Regions from separate parts of the Homo sapiens genome. Here region 1 is linked to region 2. A link is a contact called in ENCODE Hi-C or POLR2A ChIA-PET data. All regions are on one chromosome and are shown on one strand. Each heading gives the region's core, a stretch centred on a gene start or an enhancer-like site at or near the end of the contact. The rest is flanking DNA. Distances are from core to core; before and after follow the strand shown. Region 1 overlaps CORO2B (coronin 2B). Region 2 holds the start of CORO2B (coronin 2B).

Region 1 (5,880 bases), core at 1,351-3,850, 150 kb before region 2:
GCAGTCTCCACCTCCTGGGCTCAAGGGATCCTCCAGCCTCAGCCTTCTGAGTAGTTGGGACAACAGGCATGCACCAGCACACTTGGCTAATTTTTTATGTTTTTGTAGATATGGGAGTCTTGCTATGTTGCCCAGCCTAGTTTCGATCTCCTGGGCTTAAGCAATCCTCCTGCCTCGGATTCCCAGTGTTGGGATTACAGTTGTGAGCCACCGTGCCTGGCCAGGGCTTTTGATTTGAAGAGAAGAAAGGGCTCAATGCCAGAGAAAGCAGGTCATAAGGTTTATGCCACAAGCGGTAGATTGGGAAGAAAACGGGTGAAGAGACAGTGTACCTCGCCCTATGCAAGTTTAGGGATTGGGGCCACCTTGAGTGGAGTGGGAGGAGATCAGTGGGTGGGACCAGACCAGGAGGGATCAGGTAGGTAGGGCAGAGTCAGCAACAAGAGGATCAGGGAAAGGCTGAGCATCTGCTGCCACAGTGGACTGTGCTGGGATCCCTGTGAGGCATGCCTCGCATTGTGGGGCTGTGTGGTGGTGGCTGGGCCTTCTGGTCAGGACTCCACCTGTCAAGTGTACAATGGAAGTGACACCTGGCCAGCCCTGTCTGCTCACCCCATCCAACTGCCCTCCAAAGGGGCAGAGGTGATGTGGGAGGAAAAGCCCTAGCACCCATACCTGGTGAACTGAACAGAATAAGCTTGAGATTTCATCCCAAGGGACACAGTCGTGGCAAATCCTAAACCTTTACATACATTTAAAATGTCTTTAAAATTAAAGAATACCTTCTTCTCTTATCCTGTTACCCTGAAGATAATCACTGCTAATTATCTCAGTCCTTCCAGACATTTCTCTCTGCATTGAATATGAATTTTAATTATAAACCAGACTGGAACCTCTCTGAGACCAAGAACTACATCTTATTCTAGCACCTAGGACAATACCCGATGCAGAAAAGGCATTTGATAAATATTTGATAAAATAATTTTGAATGAAAACTGTCTCAAAATTCCAGTAGGCAAAGAAAAATAAGCTGTTTTCATTATTTCATTATTATAAATGACTTTCAGAGAGCTATGTGAATTTCAGGCCGGTGGGGGATAAGTTAGAATGGGAGACGGCTGGTGGGTGGGGGATTTAGAATCACTTGAATCACACTGCTAAGAAGTTCTAGGGCCTGCCAGGTCTTTCAGTGATTAAAAAAGCCCAACAAGCTTTCTCTTTTCTTTCTTCCTCTCTCCTTCCTTTCTTCCAATAGAGATGAGGTCTCACTATGTTGACCGGGCTGGTCTGGAACTCCTGGCCTCAAGCAATCCTCCCACCTTGGCTTCCCAAAGTGCTGGGATTACTGGGATCATAGGCATGAGCCACCTCGCCCCGGCATCCAACATGCTTTCTAAGACCAGCCCTTCCTCTCTCAGGTAGCCAAAGGAACATTCGTTAAGAAAGGTGTGGCCAGCACTGCTGTTGTTGGTTTACAAGGGGATTAGAGAACACGATCCCTATCTTTGGGGAGTGCCCCATTAGACAGCAGGGGGTGGGTCATCCCTGTCCCAGCTCTGGTTCCATTTCTGAGTTCTCCTAACCTGCCTCTTCCTCCCTCTTCCCTGTTGCCTCCCTATCCCCTCCTCCCACCCACCCCTGGGATCAAGGTCAGTTCCTTATCTCAGCAAGCTCTCTTAATTCTGCCATAACTACTGCCCCAGGCTGGGCCACTCCTATCTCCTACCTGGACAACCCACCAGCCCCCACCGTTTCCCGGCTTGTGTTGCCCTCCAATCCCTTCCCTTGAAGTAGCCAGAGGGAGGTGTCCACTCCTGATTCAAGCCCTTCCTTAGCTCCTCATGGCCTGGGGTGGAGTCCAGCCTTCCAGGGCAAAAATTCAGGGCTTCCCGGGTCTGGCCTTGGCCTCTTCCTCTGTGTCCTGGGCTGCTCCCGTGCTTGGGAAGCAGAGACCCTGGACGACTGGTCCTGTTTGTCTCATCAGGAGCTTCCTGGAGGCTGCGTGGGCTGCAGCAGCGAGCCCCAGGCTGGGCTGGGCCGGACTTGGCCGAGTGCAGATGTCTGGCCTGGACACCTGGTCCCTCCACCCCTAGTTTTTTGCCCCCCTTCACTTTCCAGCTCTTCCTTCTACCACCCCCTCAGCCCAAGCCTCATTAAACGCAGACTCTCCAGGCAGAAAGGGCCCCATCCCTGTCACTATTCCTGTAGGGAAACTGCTCAAGATCACAGAGCAGGTCAGAGGCTGCCTGGGTGGGGTGAGAACAACCAGACCAAGCCTCTTTCCTGTGCTTCAAGGAAGACTAGGCAGGGTCTCCACAGCCCCGTAGGGAGGAAGGTGAGGTGCGTGCCCTCCTCTGGCTGTGCCTTGGAAACAGTTGGTCCCTGGGCTGCCCTCCTTCAAGCCTCCCTTCTCCACCTGGGGTGCTTTGATTCCTGGCTGTTGTGTGCGCCTGCTTTGCCATGAGGCCTCAGTGCCTATGGTTGGATCATTAATTCTGGAGTGAGTGGGAGGTGCAAAAGGGACCCAGTTTAGAAAAAATGGGCTTGATAGGAAGGCCAGAATCTGCCACCTGCTGGCTGGATTCAAGTTTCTACAAACTCCTGGTCTTTGAATCTTGCTGTCATCACTGTGACCTTGCTCAGTGTCCCTACCTCCCTCCTCTCATTCGAGGCCCACCGTCTTTCATTGTTCCCGTGTCCCCTTCGCTGGATCCATTCTCCCGATTCATACCAGCATCCCAATCCCAGGGGGATTTGCACATGGAGATGGTTCTGGCAAGGGCAATGCTTAACCCAAAGAAACTATGTGCTAATGGGGGGATTCTGGGCAGTGTGACAAGCCAGATGCAAGGGAGGGGCTCTGGGACAGGAGCTTGCTAGAACTACTCTCACCCGATCTCTAGACACTCACCTTTCTCTGAGTAAGGCTGACCCATTTGTGCTTGTTACTGAATTAAAATTCCAAGGAAAGACAGGCTGCAGGTTGTTCCCAAATAGGAAACACACATACACAGAGAATGAGGAGCCTCTGCCAACATTCCAGGCAGGCCTCTTCCCCTCCCTGCACCATAGCCCTACAGTCCCTGTGCAGGCTGACCAGGGGGAGGAGAAGGATCTGGTAATGTTTCCTGTGGCCGAGGTAAGTGCCTCTGCTCCAGGCAGCCCCCATCACGGCAGCCCTTCCAAGCAGGAAGGCTGGGGGGGCGGGGGCCGGGAGGTGGGGGTGTTTTCAACATGAAGTCATTTCCCACAGTGAAGAAGCAGCCACGTTCTGCACGGTCCACTGGCAGTCTGGGATGTTTGCCCAGCACCAGGAGAGAGTCTAAAAATGCCCAAGCCCATCTTGGGATCTCAGGAGGCTGGCTGGAAGACAACCCAGGAGTCGTCCAATCCCAGAACAAACTGCCCACTCCACACTGAACCCAGCCTAGGATAAAGCTCATCCCAGCCTCCAAGGGCTCCAGGTCCTGCTGGATGATATGATGCCTATACATAGACCACTGGCTGGAGCCCCTCAAGAGCAGGGCTTGTTCTTTCTCATGTCATGGTTCCCAGCACCTGGTCCTAAATAGATGCAGCTACTTGGTATGTGTTAAACTGAGTTGAAAATTCGATTAGGTGTCAGGGGTAGGATAAAGAGTTGTAGGCACGTGCAGGAGGATACTCTTGCTGATGGTAAAGGCATTAGGGACATCTCCGTAGAAGAGAAGGGTCTGAAGTTTAGCTTAAGGTATCCTTACTTGGAGAAAAGAAGGGAGCAGACACCTGGTAGGGAGCATGGCAGTGGGGACAGGTTCAAAGAGCCATGAATGGCACTCTCCTACATCATTATGATAATTAAAGCAATGTGTTGGGCTAGGCAGTGTAATTCGCAGTGTGTAATGGGCAGAGGGGCCAGCGTAACAGACTAGTCATGGAATATATAACATATGAAGAAATTAAGGATACACAGCCAGCCAATGGGGAATTGATGAGTTATTCAACAAATGCAGTTGGGAAAATGGGCTAGTGGGGAGACAGAAAGCAAGTTCGAGCCCGACCTTAGACAGTGTACCATAATAAGTAATGATAAACAGCCGCCCCGTTGGGCTCAGAATTGGAGATTAGGTGGGACAGAAGTACATATGAGACAGATAACCTTATCCATTCACCTGTTCCCTGAGACTCAGCAAAAGTGATTTTCTGCACCCAAGTCCTGTAGGAAGTCATTCTTTGCTTCCTTTTTCCCAATAAATTTCTTCTTTTTTTTAATCACTCGTGCTAGACAATGGGTGGTCTTGGGGATTTGTCCCATCCTCTCAACTGCTAGTGTAACGAAACCTAGGATGACACACCAGGAAGGGACCCTAGAAATTGTCCCATCCCCTCATTTTATAGATGGAGAAAATGGGGCCCAGGGAGAAAAAAAGCCTTACTCAATGTTGCACAACTAGTCGAGGGTAGGGCCAGGCCTGGACCACGCCTTCCCGGTGTCCTGCCCGCTGTTCCTCTGCAGCCCTTTATCCTTTCCTCCTCACCCCTTTTCTAAGGCCCACACTGCTTTCTTCTGGCTCTTCTGAGTTTCCTGTGGTGTACACACTGCCGGGTGCCTGTTCACTTTGCAGCCTGACAACTCTTATTTAAGACAACCTTGGACTACTGAGAGACTGAGGATATCTAGCATCCCTGGTCTCAGAATGGGCCCCGGCCACGCTCCCAGAACAGACTCTGCCCAGCTCTGAGTCTGGCTGGGGACTGGGAACACAGACCTTCTCTGGCTCTGGCTCATAAGACCCAGTCCCTGTGTATTTCCCCCACTACACTGGCTGAGTGACCTTGAACATGTCACCACTCTGGGCCTGACTGCTTTTCTTGAAAACAGGAATAATCGGACCTACCAATTAGAGCTGCTATGAAGATCAAATGAGTCAAGTGTGTGGAATCCTGCCTGATAAACTTCAAGGCACCGTTCCAATGTAGAGCGTTGGTCTCACCCAGACCCCAACACGGGGCAGCATCTATTGAATAGCGGTAGAACAGTGGTTCTTAACCGGGAGGTGATTCTGACACCCCAGGGGACATTGGGCAATATCTGGGGACATTTTTGGTTGTCCCAATTGGATGAGGGTTGCTATGGCATCTGATTGGTGGAGCCAGGGATACTGCTAAATATCTTACAATGTACAGGGCAGCCCCCACAGCAAAGAATTATTCGCCCCAAATGTCAATAGTGCTGAGATAAATGAAGGTGTGAAATTATATCTGTAGGTACAGACGTGGGTTGTCATTCCAGAAAGGCAAAGGAGCTGTGGGTGGGGAGCTGACCATCAAGGTACCATGGTGACCAAGAACAGGAACCACTGGGGTTAAATGAGATGGCTATGCCCAGGTTTGATAAGTTGAAAACATTTTATTTCAATTCTATCCTTGGGAGGCAGCATAAATAATCACAGAAGACCACAAAGGTCAATGGGGAAGGAAAAAAAAAAGCTCCAGAAATGTGGGAGGAGGAGATGAGTGCTGACACTGTCTAGCTGTGGGGTACGGGGTGAGGAGGCCCTACTGTAGCTGGCTGGGAGGATGGAGGTTCATAAAGGAAAGGCCCAGCTCACCTGGAGGGGCTTGGGTAGCCCTGGCCTCTGTGGATGGGATTTTCCGTAGGGCGGCCATGGGAAAAGCAGGTATGGAGTATAATGCATCTAGTAGATCCTAGCTAATGAAAGAAAAGAGTGGACACCCATTTCTTGATTTCCAGATCTCACCCCAAACTGTGACTCTTCTGAGAACAGTGTTTATAAACTCTTTGTGCGTAGTGGGAAATGAAAGGAGGAAAAAAGAAGGAATAAAAGAAAATGTGTACAAGATCAAATGAAATGTGGCATCTCAGAGTTGCGTGACCTT
Region 2 (5,585 bases), core at 132-2,631:
GACCCCACTCTGGGCTGCCGGTCCCACTTTGGCCTCCAGCTCCCCAATTCTGGGACCCAGCTGGGCAGCTGGAAAGGGTGGAGTCTGGCCCTTGAATGGACGGCCAAGCCCGAGGCCACCGCCAGACTGTGAGCTCAGTACCCAGACAGATCTCTCTGAAGAGTGTGGGTTCACACCCTTGATGTTATTGGTTCTTTAACAGCCTGTCACAACCCAGGACCCATATTATCACCCTCACAGCACACAAGAAGAAACTGAGGCCCAAAGTGGACCCCTCCCCGACCAAGGTCATCCAGGGGATCTGGGATAGAGCTGGGATTGAACTCAGGTCTCCCTGGTCCCTTGACCCTGGCACTTTCCACTGCCCCATCATCTTTCCTCTTAACTCTTTCCTCCCTACAACTAGGAAGCCCCTGAAGTCTCTCCAATAAACGTGGGCCCCTATGACAAGGCCCAACAATCATCCTCCAATATGGGGGCTGCCAAGATGCCCACCTTTGCTTCCCCTGTCACATTCCCTCCCCACATCTTCAAGCCAACCACCTGGACCTGCCCTGTCTCTGGTAGCGGCTCCCGGGACTGGGCAGCGCCTTCTGCACAGAGTGGCTTTGGAGTGGAGCCAGCGCTCCCGGCATGGGCGGCAGAGGCTGGCAGGTGGGGTGGGGTTTCCCCTCCGCTGGCCTCCTCGGGGCGGCAGGCCCATCCCCACACCCACTGCTCAGCACCAGCCCCTGCCAGCGACGCTTCCCGCCGCGCACTCCCTGGAGGGACACCGCTAGCCGCCCAGCCCAGCTCTCCAGGGGTTAAAAATGCAGCATCCCAAACAAGGGTTAAAAATGCAGTCCCGGGGTTGGGCCGGGCGCGGAGGGATGTTGGCCAAACCGCCGGGGCTGCCAGAGCGGCATCCTCCCCCTGGCCTCCGCAGTCCTTGGGGGCCGGAGTGACTCGAGCGGATCCGGCAGCAAGAGAGGCGCGCGCCGCACCTTCCCGGCACCGGCGCCCCCTCCCCACACCCACACCCCCGCGCCCCCCGCAGCCTAGCCCGGGGGATGCAGGCGCCGGCGGGTCCCGGGCGCGGCGGGCGAGCGGCGCTTACCTTTGTGACAGTCATGCAGAAACTCCGCGGCGGAGCGGGGGCGCGGGCGCGGCGTGCGGGGGCGGCGGCGGCGGCCCGGGGCGGCGGCGGAAGGGGGTCCGGCAGCTCCCGGCTCGCTCCCCGCGCCCCGCCGGCGGCTCGGCCGAGCCTGGGGGCTGCGCTCCGGGCGGGCAGCGCGCAGGGACCGCTCGTCGGCGCTCGCCCGCCGCTCGTCGCTGATGTCAGCCCCGAATGTGCATTTATAATAGATGAGCCTCCTTCGCCGCAGGAAGGCGAGGCAGGAAGAAAGGGAGAGAGGGAGAGGGCCCGGGCTGGGGGGCGGGGGGAGGAAGAGGGGCCGGGAACTCGCTACAAAGGAGGAGGCGGAGGGAGGAGGAGGAGGAAGCGCAGCCCGCCAGCGGCCGTGCCCCGAGCCTCCCGCTCGATCGCCGGCCGCCGGGCACCGCTGCTCCCGGAGTCCGGACGGGCGCCCGGGTCCGCGGCCTTAACCCCTTCGGGCCTGCGGACGCCACGCGGCTGGGCGAGGCTGGCTCCCGGCACCTGCCGGCTGGGAGAACGGGCGGCGCCCCGGGCTCTCGGGTGTCCCGCTGGCCCGGGGACGCTGGTGAAGTCACAGGCTGGACGGCCGAGGCGCTGCGCGGGCAAAGAAGGCGGTCGGGTTCGCCCCCTGGAGGCTCGCAAAGTCGGCCCGTGGGCCGTGAGTGTGGCGCGGCGGGCTGGGAGGGGCGTGGCAGCCGCAAGCCCGGGAGCCCTGCCCGCACCCCCACCTCGCGCTGGCCCGGGGCACAGGGTGGCCAGACGGATTTGTGTAAGCACTCTTTCGAATCTAATTCCCGCCGCGATGACTTGCCCGAAGGCCGCCTTAGTGAGTTTTGCAGAGGAGGAAACTGACGATCAGAGTGGGACGGACGTGGGAAGTGACTTAGACCACAGCACAGGACCTGCCTGCCCGAGCCGTTCCTCCCGCTCTTTCCACTCGGCCGCTAGCTCCCTAAGGAACCTCTTGTTATAGAAGCTGCCCTGCCCTAGGACTGTCTACACTACCACTGAGTGCCGCTCTACTGGTGGAGTGATAACACAGGTGCGTCCTGTGTGTTGATCCAATCCTGACTCGGGGCACAGTGTGTCCTGGAGCTGCTGCGGAGATTTGAGGGACAGTCACCTGAAGGTGACCTCGCAAGTCTTGAGAAAGGAGTCTCCCTCCCAAGCACCTGAGCAGAACCGGTTTCCGCAGATACAGAACCGCGGAGAGGGTGGAGGGGAGGAGTTAGCAGAGGTGGAAGCAGAGGGGTTCTCCAAGCAGGACAGCCTGGCAAGCCCGGAAGTGCTGGCTTCCTGCTCCACGGTAATTACCGGTGCAATTCACCTGGACAGCGAAGGCAACGTCATATATGAGCACCTGCTCTGTGGAAAGTGCTGGGGGAACAGAGAGGAGATGGGATGCCTGCCTTCCGGGAGACCAGTGTCTAGATTGGAGCAATAATAATAGAGTAACCAGCCTCCAGGAAGTGCTTTGTGGGTCATTGTGCAATTTTTTTTTTTTTTTTTTTTTTGAGACCGGAGTAGTCTCACTCTGTCGCCCAGGCTGGAGTGCAGTGGCGCGATCTCGGCTCACTGCAACCTCCGCCTCCTGGATTCAAGCGATTCTTCTGCCTCAGCCCCCCGAGGATCTGGGACTACAGGAACGCGCTACCACGCCCGGCTAATTTTTTATTTTTATTAGAGACGGGGTTTCACCGTATTGGCCAGGCTGGTCTCGAACTCCTGACCTCGTGATCCACCCGCCTCGGCCTCCCAAAGTGCTGGGATTACAGACATGAGCAACCGCCCCCGGCCCTGCCATTTTTAACCACATTTTCTTGGGAGTCCTAAATGCAACAGTGTGAGGAAAGAATTACCGTCCCCATTTTGCTGATGAGTAAACGGATTTAGAGAAGGGAAGGGAATTGCCCAAGAGCACACAGTGACAGAGCGAGGACTTGAATGAAAGTCTTCTTAAATCAAGCTCAGCATTGTGCTTTGAATCCGTGAACTGCAGGGTCCATTCCTACTTGCTGCCTTATTTGAGTTTCACAGGTGTCTTAGGACATAGGTAGGCAGCTATTCGTTCCCCAGGGGAGTTCCAGGGACTTACTAAATCTCTTGGGTAGCAGATGTGCTGCAGACCTCAGGCGTCTCCTCTGTGCAAAACCCTTCCTAAGGCATCTTCCCACGTTGCTTGCCTGCCAGGAATGCTCTCTTATTCTTCTGCACTAACTCAAACGCATCCCACCTCTCACGGCACCACCTCCTTGCCACCTCTCCTGACAACTCCAGCCCAATGGCTCTCCCTGTTGCATTTAGTTCTGAGGGTCTGGTCTCATTTTCATGAGCCTCTGAGCACAGAGGCATGCCTTCTCTCACTGTGTACCCCTGGGCACATAGTAGGAGCTTAGCAAATATTTAATGCCACCAAGAACAAATCAAGCAAAATATACCTTTAACCTGCAGCAGAGGAAATTTAAATTAGGCCCATGAAAGCATTTCCCACCAGCGAGCTGTCCAGCATTGGAAGAGTCAGATTCCCTGTCTCAGCTGTCTTGGGCAGGTCAGCCTCTAGCCAGAAGGATGGAGCTCAAGACCTTTCCAGGGCCCTTCCAGCCCTAGGACCCCATCGGAAACCTTTAAAGGGCAACTCAAGGACACCAGTCACCCTGCACCCATGGCTGTGACTTGTCTGTCCACTTTTATATCTTACAGAGATTTCAAATCCCAGATTGTCATCCTGAGCTCCCAGCATGCCTCTTGGCACCTTTCCCGCCATCCGCCGTTGTTGTGGGCTCTGAGAATGAGACAAGTACTTAATAGCAGCTTGAGCCAAATGTAATTAGGAACATCAATCTGCTGCCCCCAACCCATGTGATGTTCTCCAAAGGCAGAAGGAAAATGTTTCTGATCCCTCCTGTGCTGCTGGCTCACCTCTTCTGTCACATCTCCCCAGGCAGAAGGGAGGTCTAGAAAAGCAAGGGCAAACTCAGACAATGCCACATCCCCTTGTGCCCAGTCACGGCCTCTGCATGTAGGAGATACTGAGAAATACATGCATTTTCTTTCTTTCTTTCTTTTTTTTTTTTTTTTTTTTTTTTGCGACGTAGTCTCACTCTGTCACCCAGGCTGAAGTGCAATGGCGTGGTCTTGGCTCACTGCAACTTCTGCCTCTCGGGTTCAAGCGATTCTCCCACCTCCACCTCCTGAGTAGCTGGGACTACAGGTGCCCGCCACCCCACCTGACTAATTTTTGTATTTTTAGTAGAGATGGGGTTTCACTATGTTGGCCAGGCTGGTCTCGAACTCCTGACCTTGTGACCTGCCCGCCTCGGCCTCCCAAAGTGTTGGGATTACAGGTGTGAGCCACCACACCCAGCCAATACATGCATTTTATATGTGCGATTGTTAACACCACAACACTACTCATCCTGGGTCTCCAGTAACATAGCCCATCTTAGTTTGGGTTTCCTCCAAAGCAAAGCCTGAGAGAGGTGTTGGATGCAGGTGATTTAATTGGAAGGTGATCACAGGAGTGGAAGATTGGGGCAGTGGAGGTGGGGAGTAGTGCGGTTGAGAAGGAGCAAAGGTGAATACACCAGTATAAAGGTGTATTCTCACTGGGCGCGTTGGCTCACACCTGTAATCCCAGCACTTTGGGAGGCCGAGGCGGGGGCAGATCACAAGGTCAGGAGTTCGAGACCAGCCTGGCCAAGAGGGTGAAACCCCCATTTCTACTAAACATACCAAAATTAGCCAGACGCGGTGGTGGGCACCTGTAATCCCAGCTACTCAGGAGGCTGAGGCAGAATTGCTTGAACTTGGGAGGCGGAGGTTGCAGTGAGCTGAGATCGCGCCACTGCACTCCAGCCTGAGTGACAGACGAAGTCTCAGAGGAAAAAAAAAAAAAAGAAAAAGGTGTATTCTCAGGGTCACTGCAGGAGGCATCCAGAGGAGTGAGGCTCAGTTCCCCAGAGACCCGTGGATCAGATACAGAATTGCCTGTCAGCCTAGCGGGTGTTTATCCACCCTCCTCTTCCCCATTGTTTGAGGGCTGACCCGAGGGCATTACCTTCTTGCACTTCAGGGCTATGCTTTTGGGAGGGCAGAGCAGGCCTCTCAGCTTCAGAGAATGTCCTGGGGCAGAAAGTAAAAAGTCCCTGGTTCTTATGGAGGTGGGATGCTGTCAGCTCAAGTCTGGGCTCTTTCAGATGCTCTAAGCTGCAGGTGAGCTCAGAGGTGGGGTAGCCTGAGGGGATACGGTACACATTGTGGGGTAAATAAGACGTTGCAGTATTAGTTCTGGTCTCTTCTAGACACTTTCATGCCTCAATGCTTTAGGCCATGCTCTTTCCTGGGCCTCTGGGGCCCTAGCCCTCTTTCTCAGCATGGCGAACTCCTATTCATCTTTCAAAGCCCAGCTCAAGTGTCAGCTCTGCATGTAGCTCTCCTGGCGCTGTATCCA

The links. A loop is a pair of places that touch in the nucleus more often than their neighbours do. ChIA-PET counts read pairs that join two places held with the same protein, here RNA polymerase II (POLR2A). Pooled maps may share reads with other maps.
Region 1: a map of heart left ventricle shows a loop between it and region 2 (2.1-fold over the local background). The contact joins the enhancer-like site here to the promoter of CORO2B in region 2. A Hi-C loop is called at or near these places in 1 of 168 maps with a recorded cell type or tissue (heart left ventricle) and 3 of 50 pooled maps. POLR2A ChIA-PET finds 5 or more read pairs at or near these places in 5 of 52 experiments (A673, H1, OCI-LY7 and 2 more).

Annotation. Positions count from the first base shown.
Region 1 is chr15:68,727,296-68,733,175 of GRCh38, reverse strand. It overlaps CORO2B (coronin 2B), which reads right to left. Exons shown (of 12, transcript NM_006091.5): 12 at 5,370-5,880. Among named protein-coding and RNA genes, the nearest start is that of MIR4312, 72 kb to the left of the region's middle. Within about 2 kb of position 2,600, at least 11 of the 41 ENCODE cell types and tissues checked have a DNase peak (open chromatin) inside an H3K27ac peak, as active enhancers do; they include heart left ventricle, where a contact is called at or near this core.
Region 2 is chr15:68,574,789-68,580,373 of GRCh38, reverse strand. CORO2B (coronin 2B) reads right to left here and starts at 1,381. Exons shown (of 12, transcript NM_006091.5): 1 at 1,097-1,381. The coding sequence starts at 1,111. RefSeq lists an enhancer at 326-1,193.